Linked DNA regions of Homo sapiens: region 2 is linked to region 1. The links are chromatin loops, found by intact Hi-C in ENCODE. Cell type or tissue: IMR-90. All regions are shown on one strand.

Region 1 (8,000 bases):
GACTGTACTGTTAAAAAATTATTCTTCTGGAAAATATGCATTCTAAGACAACAATAATTATTTCATTTATTCTTCTTCTTCATACGAATAGAAGCAACAGTTACAAATTATTGTGTACCAATCAGCAGGGCTAAGAATTGTGTATTATCCCATGAAAGCTTTCAAACAATATTGAAATAAAGATATGTCTATAATCTTCATTTTACTGGTGAAGAAACTGAAACTTAGAGAAAGGCTCTATAAGTTGGTTTCCTAGGAAGTGGTAGAGCCAACCCACTGGGCTTTTGTAATTTTTAATTTTTATTTTTTTTACTTTCCTAATTTATTTCTTTTTAAAAATGGCTTGATTGGGGTACGATTGGCATGCAATCATAAAATTAAACCTGTCCAAGTTTAGTGTCTGCACTCGATGAGTTTGAGGATAAGTATCCACCAGTGAAACCAGCACCATCATCAGGGTGGTAAACACATCCCTCACCTCCAAGGGTTTTCTTCCACCCCGTTATTATTATTGTTAAGTTGTTGTTGTTTGTTGTTTTATGAAGCGTTCACATAAGATCCACTGTCTTAGCAATTTTAAGTACACAATACAGTCTTGTTAGCTATGGGTGCTATGCTGTAGAGTAGAGCTCATACCGCATCCACCTGGCATAACTGAAACTTTGTTCCCTTTGACCATCAATGCCCTGTTCCTCCCTTCTCCCAGCCCCTGGTAATCACCACTCTCCTTTCTGCTTCTATGAATTTAACTATTTTAGGTTCCATATATAAATGAAGTCATGTGGTATTTTTCTGTGCTTGGATTATTTCACTTAGCATAATGTCCTCCAGGTTCATCCATGTTGTTGCAAATGACAACATTTCCTTCTTTTTAAAGGCTGAATAATATTCCCTTGTACAAATATGCCCCATTTTCTTTATCCATTCATCCACCAATGAGCATTGAGGCTGTTTCCACGTCGTGGCTGTAGTGAATAACTTTGCAACAAACACAGGGTTCAGAGATCTCTTAGAGATACTAATTTTATTTCCTTTGGATATATACCCCAAAGTGCAATTGCTGGACAATTTGATGTTTCTATGCTTACTTTTTTTTGAGAAACCTCCGACTGTTTTCTACAATGGCTGTACCAGTATTTCCACTAGCAATGTACACAGGTTTCTTTTTCTCTACATCTTCAGTAACTAACACTTCTTATCTTTTTTTTTTTCTGAATAATAGCCATTCTCACAGGTGTGAGGTGATATCTCGTTGTGCTTTTGATTTACTGATAATTAGTGATGTTGAGCACTTTTTCATGAACCTGTTTATCTTTTGTGTGTCTTCCTTGGAGAAATGCCTATTCAGGTCTTTTATCCCTTTTATAATCAGGTTATTTGATTTTTTTTTTTTGCTATTTGTATAAATTATTTGTATATTTTGGATGCTAATCCCTTATCAGATATATGACTTGCACACTTTTTTTTCATTCTCTAGGTTGCCTTTCTATTTTGTAGATTGTTTCTTCTACTGTGCAGAGCTTTATAGTTAGGTATATTTTGCTTGTTTATTTTGACATTTGTTGTCTGTGCTTTTGGTGTCATATCCAGAAAAACACTGCCAAGACCAATCAATGACAACAAACTTTTCCCCGATGTTTTCTTCTGGGAGTCTTACACTTTCAGGTCTTATGATTAAATCTTAAGTCCATTTAGAGTTGATTTTTCTATATGGTACAAGGATCCAATTTCACTCTTCCATATGTGGATATTCAGTTCTCCCTGCACCATTTATTGAAGAGTCTATCATTTCCTCATTGTGTATTCTTGGCACCCTATCAAAAATTAATTGACTGTATATATGTATACATTTATTTCTGGGCTCTCTATTCTATTTCATTGGTTTGTGGGTCTGTTTTTTTTATGCCAGTACCATCCTGTCTTCATTATCATAGCACGTAATGAAATTTGAAATCAAGAGGTAGAGTGCCTCTATCTTTGTTCTTTTTGCTCAACATTGCTTTGGCTATTAGAATTCTTTGTGATTGCTTATGAATTTTAGGATTCCTTTTTCTATTTCTTTGAAAAAAAAGCCTCTGAAATTTTGATAGGAATTGTGTTGAATCTGTAGATCCTTTTGAGTGGTGTGGACATTAAACAATATTAATTTTTCTAATCCATGAACATGAAATACTTTTCCATTTATTTTTATCTAATTTTTCTCATCATAGTTGTTTAGCTTTCAGTATATAGAGCTTTTACCACCTCAGTTAAGTTTATACCTAAGTATTTTATTCTTTATGATGCTATTACAACAGGATTGTTTTCTTAATTTCTATTTTGGGTGGTTCATTTTTAATGTAGAGAATGCTACTGGTTTTTGTATGTTGATTTTCTATCTTGCAACTTTGCTAACTTCATTCAACAGTTCTAACAGATTTTTGGTGGAGTCTTCTGGGTTTTCTGTATATAAGATCATGCTATCTGCACACAAAGACAATTTTACTTCTTCCTCTCTAATGTGAATGCCTTTTACTTTTTTTTCTCACCTAATTGCTCTGTCTAGGACTCCAGCACTATGTTGAATAGAAGTGGAGAACGTGGGAATCCCTGTCTTGCTCCTGATCTTAGAGAAAAAGCTTTCAGCTTTTTACCTTCGAGTATGATGCTATCTGTGGGCTTGCCATGTATGGCTTGTTTGATGTTGAGGTATGTTCCTTCAATACCTAATGTGTTGACAGTTTTCATCATGAGACGATGTTGAATGTTACCAAATGCCTTTTCTGAATCTATTGAAATGATTGTGTAATTTTTATCCTTCATTCTCTTCATGTGGTATATTGCATTTATTGATTCATCTATGATGAACTATCCTTGCCTCTCAGGGATAATTCCCAAATTTACCCAGCTGGGCTTCTTAAACATTCTGTCTCTATACTTCTATTCACCTACACTTCTTCTTCTTTTCCTTTCTTCTCTCCCCTCTTTCTTCCTTTTCTCCCTCCCTCCCTTCCTTTCTTCCTTTTATTCAACTTACATTTACTAACCTTCTATCAAAAGCTAGGCTTTATCAAAAATTCAAAGTTAATCCCAAACTTAGGATGAATTACTTTAACTTCCGTCCTAGTATGCCATCTAATATTAGCAACACAGGCTAAAAAGATGACAGGACTACAGGAATGGAGAAGGGAGAGAGCAGTGCCACGTGAAGTCACCTTGGGAAGAACGGGCCCACCTAGAGTGTGAACTCAGAGCAGAGGCCTAGAATGAGGGTGCTTTGAGCACTTGATTCCTAGAAACATAAATATGTCATGAGATGAAGTGTGCAGAATCACAGTACTTTCCAAACCTCACCGAGGATAAGTCCCGCTTCTCTTTTCTCCCCTCTTCAAGTTATGTTTTCCTTCAGTTTATCCTTGTTTCTCTCTTTCCTCATTTGAGATGGACAAAACTCAATGAATCATCTTTTTCTAAGTATGTTAGTAGAATATAGTTTCAAAAACAGAATTAAAATAACACCGTTTAACACAGGCTAGAATAGGGACTAGACATGGACGTTCTCAGGTTCTTCGTGGTGTGCCACTAGCCATTATGTGGCCCCATGTAAGTCATTAAGATTCAGGTAGTTCAAGGTTGATTGTGCTTAATTTATTCAATTGCGAAGACCACATAGTGGTGTGGCTAATTATTGTTTAGAAGGTGCTGAAGCTTCTCAGATGAAAGCCACCATGGAGGAGCAAGAGGTCATTACAGTAATCACTGCTGCAAAGTGAATTCATTTCCATAGAAGGTCACTTATGAGTTGAGTCACATTGTAGAGAAAGAGCTTAATCTTACAAGGTTGAATGGAGGGCATGGTCACATACCCTAACTACCCATGATCGGCAGGAATGAAGAGTGGTGGGCAGGTTGCAGCAGGATCTCAGAACTTCTCTTCCTCCCTGCACCTCCCTGTAAAGCTCCACTGGGCCTGAAGAACCTGTCCATCTATCTTGATAAAGCCTTCAGCTTGAAGGCACCTGCAGTCTGGCCAAGGGTGCCACACAGCATTGTGTAGGACACCCTTTGAATACTTGTGGGTCATTGCTAAGCCGATTCCTCCTCCCTCCTCCTCTTTCCTCTAAATACCATGTTCTGGTTCTGCCTGTTTCTAGGTGGTCATTTCTAGGTCAGAACTATCCTATGCCCAAACAGAAGAGGGCTTGTCTGGGTTCTCAGCAAAGATGCCAGCACTTACAGAGCTTTACTAGGCAAAGCGTGATAGATGATAGATTCTGTGTTTCACCCACACTGCTTTGTTTTCACTGCTGTTTTGCAATGGGTTGTAAACATAACAGAGTCACTGCCAGTGCTAATGATCTGTGATTTTCTAGCAAGGAGGTCAATTGCACCGGGCACCTACCCACACTGCCTACTACCCTTAAAGCAGCAGATCCCATTTATTTTGGGAATGTGAACATCTTACAAACTCACACATTCCACATTGTTCTTCCCTGCCTCCCATGCCTTCATATAAATACAGCATCCCAAGGGAAAGAAAAACTGCCTTTTCATGAATCAGAGAGGATGCTTAACGTATTTGACTTAAAAAAAGTACTTTTAAAGACGTCAAATCCCAAAGTAAGCAGCTTTTACTTCAAAAATAAGCCCACTTCGATGGGAGATCAAAGGGATGGAACTTTCCAAGTTGCAGTTGAATTTAACATTCCAAGAGTCAGGAGGGCAGATTAAAATAGGATTTTGCTTGCAATAACATTTGCGGTCTGTTCAGCATTGTTGAGTGCTTAATCTAGCCAGGAAGTCTGATTTACAGGGAGCTACAGCAGGCCTTCAGCCCCCGGAATTCATCCCAAAAGCAACATGACTTTCGTTTTGAGGAAAGGCTTTGACACAGGGACTACTGCTTTCTCCCAGTAGGGGTTACCAGCCTATTTCAAATCAGGGCCTTTCTTTTCTATAGCAGCAATTGTAAGACAATGAAAACATCCTGTTTCAGAAAAGAATTTGCAAAGAAGTACAACAGGATATTCTCAAACCTGGTGCAAAGTGAATCATCTTATCAAACACAAACTACCTGAGCTATATATTGGTACTGTTTAATTGACAACTCTAAGGTAGGTCTTTGTTTTATTATTATTGTTACATTACTATCATTATTATTATTAATTTGCCATCTTCCTCTCCAAAAAGAACTGTGAATTCTTAAGAATACAGGAAAAGAAGGGACCTCAGGGCTATTATCCCCAAGGCCTTCTGTGGGGCAGGACGATTGAGGCTGGAAGGGGCTGATTTCATCCTCTTCTGAAAGCACTGCAAAAGTGAATTCTAGGGCTTCCTTCCAGAGAAGCCTTCAGAATGACTCAGGAGTCTTTTCATCTCTTCACCGAATTTCTCTTTCCTCACTGTAATTCAATTTAATTTTAGAAAATTAGAGTATAGAGTACTGGCTGCAAACACAAAAACATACAAATGCTACTTCAAAGAGCTTTTACTCTAGGAAGGAGGGCACGCATCTTCTAGTAAGCTCTGATGTTTTTCTCTGACCTCAGTGAAAATACAACGCTTTTTATTTCCAGTCATAGGTTTGGAATGTACTATCACACAGGGACATGCCGCTCAGCCTTTTCTAACCCCCATCGTAACATGCTAAAGAGAAACTGATGAAATCGTTTGCTCAAGGACATGTCTTTTAGCAGATGGGGCCAGAGTTAAACCTTGGTAATGGCTGATTCTAAAATCTAAGATATGATTTCTCATGTGCAAATTCTAAAATCAGGAAAAGTCTGAAAACAAAGTCATATTTGTAGAACTGACACCAAAATACATATGGCAGCAAAAAGTGAGCAGATTTATACAATATTGATGACAAGCTTTCTAAGTCCTTTATTCTGAATATGTATACAATTAGTACAGAAGTATTAACGTATTTTACAAATAGATGACTGCTCTAGCCCTGCTTAGGGTCCTGTGGAAAAATATGGTGAATATACCATATTTTGAAGATTGAAAAAGAAAAGAAGAACTCTGAAGCCTGTATCTCCTCAAGGGTTTTTCTTGGGGACAGTGGACCATGATGTAATTCCTCCCAAGGAAAGTGTAGAGAGCAATAACTCTTGCCGTAGAATACAATATTTTGTAAAACATGCATCAAAATATCAGAACTGAATGTAACCTTTAAGTGAATGTAATTTAACTTCCTCCTCAATTAAAAACCTTCTTTCTGCTGCTGACAGCTGTCCATTCAGCTAACCTGATGTTCTCTATTACTGGTGGCCTATTTATTGCTGCTCAGTCAGGGTTAATAGAAAATTCAGCTGGGCTTGGTGGCTCATGCCTGTAATATCAGCACTTTGGGAGGCCGAGGCGGGCAGGTCATGAGGTCAGGAGTTCAAGATCAGCCTGACCAACATAGTGAAACCCTGTCTTTATTAAAGATACAAAAATTAGCAGGGCGTGGTGGCGGGCACCCATAATCCCAGCTACTTGGGAGGCTGAGGCGGAAGAATCTCTTGAACCCGGGAGGCAGAGGTTGCAGTGAGCCGAGATCATGCCATTGCACTCCAGCCTGGGCTATAGGAGAGAAACTCCGTCTCTAAAAAAAAAAAAAAAAAAGAAAGAAAGAAAAAGAAAAAAAGAGAAAATTCTTCCTTCAGTTTAGCCACGTTGTCCTTCTCCATAACATCCCCAATGGATTCTGTTCTGTCTCATGACCAAGCGGCAGAAACAGGCCCAAGTGTGGTCCTTGCAACGACGGTGCCACTCACAGCACCAGGCCTTCCAGCGGTTGTTTTATTTTATTTTATTTTTACTTTTTTGAGACAGAGTCTCACTCTGTTGCCCAGGCTGGAGTGCAGTGGCACTATCTTGGCTCACTGCAACCTCCGCCTCCCAGGTTCAAGCGATTCTCGTGCCTCAGCCTCCCGAGTATCTGGGATTACAGGTGCGAGCTACCACGCCCAGCTACTTTTTTAGTAGAGATGGGGTTTAGCCATGTTGCCCAGGCTAGTCTCAAACTCCTGAGCTCAGGCAATCCGCCTGCCTCGGCCTCCCAAAGTGCTAGATTACAGGCGTGAGCGACCGCGCCGGCACAGTGGTTGCTTTAAAATTTAATTATTCACTTAAAACATTTCAAAGTGACTTGAGATCTTTCATTCAAAGTTTACACCCATAAATATTTGATGCCATTGGATGGATGCTTTTAGCTTTCTGTAGCTGTGATTTTTACCCCCTAATTTTGTAGATGAAGCTTTTAAAACACTCCACTCATTTGAAATAAAAATAACAAAGGAAAGGCTGAACAAATTCAAGTGTCTTTCCTCTTTTCTGTCTCCTTGCAGGAAAAAATCATATTTCTTGGGCAGAGTGTATATACTGTATCTTTTTCAATGACTGGTTTGAGAATGGAGTTTATGATTCAGGGACCTCAGAAAGGCCGTTGTCTAGGGATAAATTAGATCTAGCTGCAAGTCTGAAGGTGTATGTTTCCAAAATAGTCTTAGGATAAATTAAGCCATTTACTTCTGAGCTGGACTTTTTTTTAATTTAAAAAAATGGATTTTAGGAAACCAAGAAAGCAACATTAACAAAGACCCTGTGAAGCCTGAGAATCTCATTTCCTGATTTCACGGTGTCTTCTAAGTGGCTGCTGGTGGCTAAGGCAGGCCTCATGTTGGCAAATGTTTCTTTCCGTCATACGTGGGTCTTTGGAGACCTGGAGATGGTGCAAAGTCGAATGGATGGCATCCATCCTGTTACTGGGAAATGCGGTCCGGTGGGGTGGGGAAGGTTCCACACACCCACATTCCCCAGGTCACCAGTTACTCTGAGATTTGAAAGCCCTAACAGGGAAAGGACAAGTCCCTGTTCACCGTGCCCCTTGGCAATTGGCTACACATGCATTTGTGTTATCTTTGAGCCCGATCCTCACCACCCCAACCTCACACGGAGACTCCATGACTCTAGACAGAAAGTATGCATTTTCCCATAGGCAAAATTTCCTGCACCAGCAAACTCAAGGTTTT
Region 2 (8,000 bases), 170 kb after region 1:
GGCCATAAATTGTGTTGGTTTATTGCAGATTTGTACATCCCACTTTTAATCCTCCATAAAATTATAGATTGAAGGAGTGCTTCAGCTCATCAGTCCATTGGTTTCTGATGAACTTATAAAGGAGAAACTACCATTTAGACAGTTTCTCTTGTGAAATGACAATATATTCCTAGAGAGCTTTATGTTATGGAAAAAATGTGACCTTTCAATTTTAGAGAAAGAAGTTGGAAAAAGTCTCAATCCTAAATTCAGGTTACATCTAAGTGAGCACACAGATGAAAAAAAATTCGGCAAGTGGCTTCTAAATTGGGATCAGAGAAGAGAAAAGCTCTGAGTTTCATCTGCACAAGTCCTATAAAACTGTTCCAAATTCTGGATTCCCTAGGTTTGTACTTTCCAGTGTCTGTTTTTGTTTGTTATTTTTGCTTTGTTTTTGTTTTGACTTTTAACACTAGTCCTAGAAAAGTCTTCCATGGTCAAGTAATTACGGGCTATCATTCATAATGTAGGTCACAGAGCAATTTAGCAGGTTCGAAGCCCTGCCAAGTCCTGCTAAAAAGAACGCATCTTGATTGTTTTTAACCCAATATTTTACAGGCACTGTTTGTCATGGAACATTTTTAAAATATGTCCCTAGTTTTGAGTAAAATTTATTAACATCAGGTGGACCTACTTTGAGAAATACTCCTTAGATTAAAATCTTGAGGTCAAAATTACTGAGAGCTAAACATGGCTACTATACTTGAAAAATCACTTCAAGTTTAGGAATATCTGTTTTCCTTTAACTAAGTTCTAGTGCTAATAGGATCATTACCTCTTCTGCTCCTTATTTTAAAATTATGTATTATGTGTCAAACACTGACCTAACGGCTTTGCATGAGCTGTATGATAGAGTCTGGTCATATCCTCTCTACTAGTGCAAAACACACATATGTGCTTAAACGTTCAGGGCACACATGCTTGCACATGCACATACATGCACCAACACATGCTCACATACATTTTCCAAGAAGACAAAGTGGTGGAAAAAATGACTACTCTGTTTATTTTCAAGCAGTGTGTTTCAGTATAAAGTAAAAACTCATCACTAACCCTGCAAAAGAATTCTATGATAGCAATCTGGAATTTCTGGGAGTGAAGCTGAACAGTAAAGCAGCAGAGCAAGTGAGATGGTTGATATGCAAGGGGAAGGATCAAAACATGGTGCCCTCTTTCTCTGAAAAAGACTGATGAAATCCACACAGGGCTTGGCACCTGGCTGGGAGGGGCAGATCATTGGTTTGTAAACTTTCATAGAGACATCACCAGCAGGAATCTAGCCAAAACCAAACAAACAAAAACAGAGACAAAAAAGAGTAGTGTGACGTTTTCCTTCCTTCACGGACATGTTGGTCCAGTATTTCTAATCCATTTTTCTTAAAATTTGTCTGGGTCATCTGTTCTTGTTAAAATGTACACTCAGCATATTATACATCTGAAAGAAAAACTAACTTGAAAAACTGACTTGAGCAAGCATCAAACCAGTAATAGAAAATTATTTCCCATGAGATTCCTTAAAGAACTAAAAGTAGATCTACCTACCATCCCACTCCTGGGTATCTACTCAGAAGAAAAGAAGTCATTAGATGAAAAAGATACTTGCACAAATATGTTTATAGCACCACAATTTGCAACTGCAAAAATATGGAACCAGCCCAAATGCCCATCAATCAACGAGTGGATAAAGAAAATGTGATGTATATTTACCATGGAATACTACTAAGCCATAAAAAGGAATGAAATAATGGCATTTGCAGCAACCTGGATGGAATTGGAGACCATTATTCTAAGTAAAGTAACTCAAGAATGGAAAGCCAAACATCCTGTGTTCTCACTCATAAATGGGAGCTAAGCTATGAGGACACAAAGACATAAGAATAATACAATGGACTTTGGGGACTTGGGGGAAAGGGTGGGAGGGGATGAGGGATAAAAGGCTATACATTGGGTACAGTGGACACTGCTCAGGTGATGGGTGAACTGAAATCTCAGAAATCACCACTAAAGAACTTATTCATGTAACCAAACACCACCTGTTTCCCAAAAACCTATTGAAAAAAAGTTATTTCCCACGAATATCTGTGCAATTTAAAACATATACATAAAAGTATATTAATATTCCTCACACTCACACCTTTTGAGACCACTAGAAAGATTTAGGGGAAAAAAAAAGGAAATTCAGACAAAAGTAGTTTTTCAAGCTGAGTCCTCAAAGCAACAAGTAGTAGCATCGTCTGATCACTTAGCAATAAGTTCCTGTAGCTCCTTTTGCACCAGGTAGTCAAGTAGGGACAACTGGTACTGCCAGGGACCAGGCTACATTTGGGGAGCTGACAAGAGCAGCATCAGAGTAGGCTTTAGTGAGGAAGCTCATTGGGTTCATGGCATGCAGCCCATGAAAGGGATGAAGCAAGAGGACCCCCTGGTCAGGGCAGGGCATCCATCACGTTGGGAAGAGCAGCCAGTGCAGGGTCAGGCTGGTGAACGGAGGGGACGGGCCAAACGTGAATCTCAAAGCAGAAGCAAATACAGGCAGGTGCAAACCCAAGCGCTGTGCTCGGCCTCCTCAATGTGGATTGCAAAACAACAGTATTTACTGGGGCTTGCTATAGACAAGACACTCTGCTAGGGGAAGGGGATACGTAGAGGCAACAAGACAAAATGCCTACCTTACAGAGAGGGTATGGACTAATTGATATGCTGCATAATGACCATTCATCAATGAAGGACCGCATATTCTATGGTAGTCCCATAAGATTCTAATACCATATTTTTACTGTATCTTTTACGTGTTTAGTATGTTTAGATACACCAATACCATTGTGTTCCAATTGCCTACAGTATTCAGCACAGTCATATGCCATCCAGGTTTGCAGCCTAGGGGCACAGGCTACATCATACAGCCTAGGCGTATAGTAGGCTATGCCATCTACATGTGTGTAAGGACACTCTATGATGTTCACACAATGACAAAATCACCTAATAGCACATTTCCCAGAACATGTCCCCAACATTAAGCAATGAATGACTGTAGCTGAAAAGGGTAATTTAACAACGGAAAGCAGTGGGTGGCAGTCAAGAGTTCTAAGAAGTCCAAGGTGAAAGTGCTCTGTGAATAGATTGCTGGTCTCCTATTTTGCTTTTTGAGCCCATCTGTGCTGTGCTTTTGGAAAAATGTTGTCAGTCCTAACCTCCAACACTCTCAGTGCATTTGGAGCAATACACTTCTGGTGAACAGAGAAAATACCATATTCTGCAAGTGAGATTTTTTGTCTCCATTCTGTGGTTATTCTTTATCCAACAAAATGAAGTTTTAGAATTTAAGTTAATGAACATTTATTGTGGACCTAGCTTACAGAGTAAAGGGACAGATGAGTAAAAGAGTCTTTGCCCTCAAGAGTTATGAAACCTGAATCACAAGAGAAGTATAAAAAGGGACTACCAGAGAGTTCAGATGAAATGAGGTGCATAATGAATGTGCCTTCAGTGGGGCACAGATGGAGTTATGTGGGAGGGCATGGGGAAACTCTTAATGCAGGAGTTGGCCTTCAGATGATCCTTCAAGTGGGATGGTCATTAGAAGGAGAAGAGATCCCCAAGGATGAGCAATGCCAGTATCTGAGGCCAGATGGCCCGGAAAGGCTGGTGCTAGGGGGAGCAGCAGTCACTCTGTTTGTCAGAGCCCAGGAGCTCTTGTACAGAGGCAATGGCTGCACCAGCTGGTGGAACTACATTGCAGGAAACCTCCAAAGCCACACAGGGTTCATCTGCTTTTCAAAAGGCAAAAAAGGACTGGTGGGAAGTTTCTGAGCCAGAAGGAGACAATATCAGTTATATCTAAACCAAAATATTTTTAACTTGGTGCAAGGTTTCTAGATAAATCAGGGAACTGGATAATGAGTCAGAAAGAGTGCCAGGAGGATGTCAGCATCGCAGAGGTGCTCCCTGCTAACATCACATCCTGCACTCAATTTTTTTTTTCTTTAAATCACTGCTCGGGTTGTGTGGCATGTAATGAGAATGGTAAAATGCTTTGTTCTTATTACTGTAATTTCAATAACAAATATGGAAAGAAACAACGAAATGGCCTACACAATAAAAATAATTGTTAACCCATTTTACTAGCTCTGTGGCTAAATTATATTTTTATAAATTACAGTTCCAGTGGAGGCAAATGTGCTCGCAAGTTCCTTGTTAACAAGGTCACCAGTATAATTTGAATATTTTCCACAGCTGTTGCTCTCACACCTAAAGAGGGAAACAGCTCCAGCTATGTAGGGCAAGTGAACGAGAATGCTAATGAGTCTAACAGATTGGTTCAAAATAGAAGCATAAACCTTCAATTCATGAGGACACAACCGTTACGAAACCAAAGCCGAGGAGCTGGTCTGTGTTGAGGAATTCAACACTGCAACATCGTTCGAATATTTGACATAGTTCTTGACCCAGGCTTGGCAAAATTTGTCCACTATAAATAGAGGAAGGAGGGAAAAGTTTATGAGAGACCATATAATTCCATAAACATGAATTTCACTCTTAGAAGAATCCATAAAGAATACTTTGAAAACATGCTTTGTGAACGCTCTTTCACTGAATTACTGTGTAAAGCGTTTTGGCAGCAGTATCATGTTCTATACAGCAGAGCTAAAATTGCAAATTCACAATGATACAAGTGATATTAGGTAATTAAGACAATAAAGATTTATTTGATGATAAGAATCAATGGCTTGATTTACCAAATCAATTGGTTTACTATTTTGTTTGTTTAAGTGGAGATGAAGTAAACTTCCATCACAGTCCTTAATGATAAATCTTTATTGTTGCTGCTCTTTTCCATTCTATCTGCGTTGAGAAACTAGTTTTTGGAACTCGCTGTAAGAGCTGTAGAATGGGAACAGGCTGAACCACTGAGTAAGAGGGAAACAGGTTTTGCACAAGACGACGTGCAAGTGGAGGATCTGACGTGGTTTGAAAAGCCGTGGGGCTTTGACTAACACACTGAGGCATGGAGGAAATGCCACCAAATTCCTACCAAAGCACACTCTGAACATCGACATTATACTAAAGCGAATAATAAATAAGGGGCAAGAACTTGCAGGCACTGCCCATTTGCATTAAAGTCTGACAAATTCCTGCTCCCAAAGAATTCCTCAGGAAATGCATTGAGATGATGATTCTCAGATCAATTCCCTAGCATTCAGGGGAAAAGTTTTTTAAAATCACAAAATTAAAAAACAATGTCTTTCAATACTCCAGGCACTGATTTGAGATGTTACACTTTTTGAAGCCAGACTCGGTACTTTTTGGTATATTGGGCTCAGAGTCTCACTGGTACTAAGCTTATTTGATGCTTTGGTGTGTTGGGCACAGAGCTTTCCCTGGTATGTAGCTTATTTGTAAGTTTCTATAAATTGTTGCAAGTCAGCTGTAGGAAAAGCAGGCATCTTGAGAAGTCCTGGTAATTATTCCAGAGCACTAGGCTTACATTAAAAAATAAAAAAAAAACTTAGCCCAGAGTGTTGTGAAAAAGACCAATGGAGATTATCATTTAGCTACCTAAGAAGAGTGTAAAGAAAACAAATTATTATCCTAAAATACTAGTGATGATTTACCTAATTAATCTTTGACAGCTTGAAATGTGTCCTCAGCAAACGGTAATGTGGTAGTGTGTGCTCAAGGAACACTAGATTAATGAAGCACAGATATAAAAATTGCATCTGTTAGATTATGTAATTCTCTCTGAGTAATTTTAATTACTGGGTATTTCAGGACCTTCCAAATCTTCTTAGAACAAAAATGTCTTATTTTATTTTTAAGAAAACTTACTTTGAGTTTTCCATCACGCTAAATATTTTACTCATCGAGACCTTTTTTAAATTATAAGACTTTTTTTTTCTTTCTTTGATTTTGGCAGCATGGGAGAAGGAAGGTAAATGAACATAGAGAAGTTATCTAACAATTTGTTTTCATTTAACATTCAACAAGGGAGAGATTTGTTTCCTCTCCAGATTTTAAGAGATTTAAATAAGGTCGTTTATGTTCAGCTCAGTTAAGCTACTGATGATCATTCTGTTCTCTTGGCAGTAAAGTGTCCTCAGCCTATTATTTCTTTAGAACAATAAAATAGCCCGGGCTGCCCAAGCCATCATCCTACAATGGGTAGAACCATGCATAGATTATTAGCTTGCAACCACACTTCTGCCTCTATTGGATCATGGCAAGGGGGCCTGACAGCATAGACCTGCTTCTTGATAGAACAAAAAAAGAAGGCTAGCCCGTTCACGACAAGATCATTTACTAAGAAAATATTCAATACTCAACAATTGCAAGTCTTGGGACATTTAGAAAATAAAATAGACTTACACTCCTTGAAGTCATCCCAGGAGAATTCTTCCGGTGAAGACTAAGGTGATCATTCAGCCCCTCGCTCGTTGGGGAGAGAGAGTTAAGTCACAACTGAGATGAGAACATTGGTCCATGGCATTGTGAAATGGATATGCGCGTTAGTATAAAGGGCATCACTTAGTTCATTTCCATCTGGCCAGTGTTTATTCTGTGCTTTTTGTATAAGGCGAGAGTGCAAAGAGGTATGACCAGTCCTCTAGGAATCCCTAGCCAGTAAAAAACTTTTGTCAAAACAGAGGAGAATTCCTCTTCTAGCAATGTCCATCTAGCTGGCTTCTGACTCACCTTCCAACTCAAAACAATGAGACATACTATGTGTTAAATGTATCAATATATACACACACACAATTAAAATCTGTTTGAAACTATAGGGCTCCCAAAGTAGAAACCTCAGATTTCACAATTAAGAAAACTGAACACCAGTTAAAATTTCAGTTTCAGATAAGCAATAGGTAATTTTTAGTTCATGTATGTTCCAAATATAGCATGGGACACGTGTCAAAAGTTATTAATTGTCTCTCTGACGTTTCAGTGTAACTTAGTGTCACACATTTGCCTACAGCAAAGCAGGGAGAACCTGAGGGGCTACCATTCAGGACATCCTGACAGACGGGGCTTGTTTTCCCTGTGAGGCACCTGTTGATTCTAAGCACGGCAGCTTAGAAGCAGAGAGGACAAGTGAGATTGCAGAACACCTGTGGAATTCAAGGGACACAATTTGACTGTGCCGGCCCACCAATGAATAAGGCCTTTATTCAACACTCCTTTGGCTAAGGTGTAGGAATAAGGAGTGCTGTGAGTTTCATTGCATCCTCAAAAGGTGGTTTAAGTCCTAATCCCTGTGGCCTGTGAATGTGACCTTCTTTGGTGATAGCGTCTTTGCAGACGATCAAGTTAAGATCATTAGAATGGGCCCTTCTCCAATACGATGGTGTCTTTATAAAATGGGCAGATTTGGACACAGACAAGCACATGAGGAGAGCACCATATGAAGATGAAGCCGGGGATGCTGTGATGCTTCCACACATCAAAGACCGTCAGCACAACCCCGGAAGCTAGGAGAATGCCTGGAGTAGATTCTTCCTCACACCTTCATGAGAAACCAGTCCTGTCGATGAGAGAGAATATATTTCTGCTGTTCTAAGCCACCAGTTTTGGTAACTTTGTCATGGCAGCCTTGGGAAACTAAAACAAGGGTCAAGTGGAGGCAGCACTGCCCTTGGAGGGTTGAGGCCCAGCTCACTCCATTGCTGCAAATCCTGTCTAAATCATCTCCCTTTGCTAAGTGCTCCCAAACACCCAGCTTGTCAGAAACCAAAAATAAGCCATCCTAGGAGGAGTACAGTAACATTCAAGGCCTCAGGATATTTCCACATACGCCATGTTCAGCACCATATCAAAACAACCAGGCGTAGAATAAAACAAAACGGAAACTACAGCAGCAAAAGAAAAAAAGAAGTTATGAAAAGATGCTCAAAACAATGAATCCTCAGGAAAATAAACACACTGAAATCATAACATTGTCCTTTCACATCCTTACCAAAATGTCTTTAATT

Evidence for each region. A loop is a pair of places that touch in the nucleus more often than their neighbours do. Peaks named below come from ENCODE experiments on the same cell type or tissue, not always from the same donor. Only the 100,000 strongest peaks of a DNase experiment are listed, where the experiment ranks them.
Region 2: a loop joins it to region 1, with 3 times the contacts of the local background. A loop is called at or near these places in 6 of 110 quality-filtered maps.

Annotation. Positions count from the first base shown.
Region 1 is chr10:3,447,597-3,455,596 of GRCh38, forward strand. All of the region lies in intron 3 of LINC02669 (long intergenic non-protein coding RNA 2669), which reads right to left. The region is part of intron 1 of LOC105376360 (a long non-coding RNA gene); the gene reads left to right. LOC124902538 (a long non-coding RNA gene) reads left to right here and starts at 2,038. Exons shown (of 2, transcript XR_007062362.1): 1 at 2,038-5,093. RefSeq lists an enhancer at 4,666-5,303. In IMR-90, a CTCF peak has its summit at 4,891 (motif pointing right); DNase peaks (open chromatin) are centred at 4,815 and 5,565; H3K4me3 peaks cover 477 bases; H3K27ac peaks cover 2,802 bases.
Region 2 is chr10:3,619,562-3,627,561 of GRCh38, forward strand. All of the region lies in intron 1 of LOC105376360 (a long non-coding RNA gene), which reads left to right. Among named protein-coding and RNA genes, the nearest start is that of LINC02669, 120 kb to the left of the region's middle. In IMR-90, no CTCF peak of the experiment used is centred here; DNase peaks (open chromatin) are centred at 4,430, 5,000 and 6,610; H3K27ac peaks cover 1,253 bases.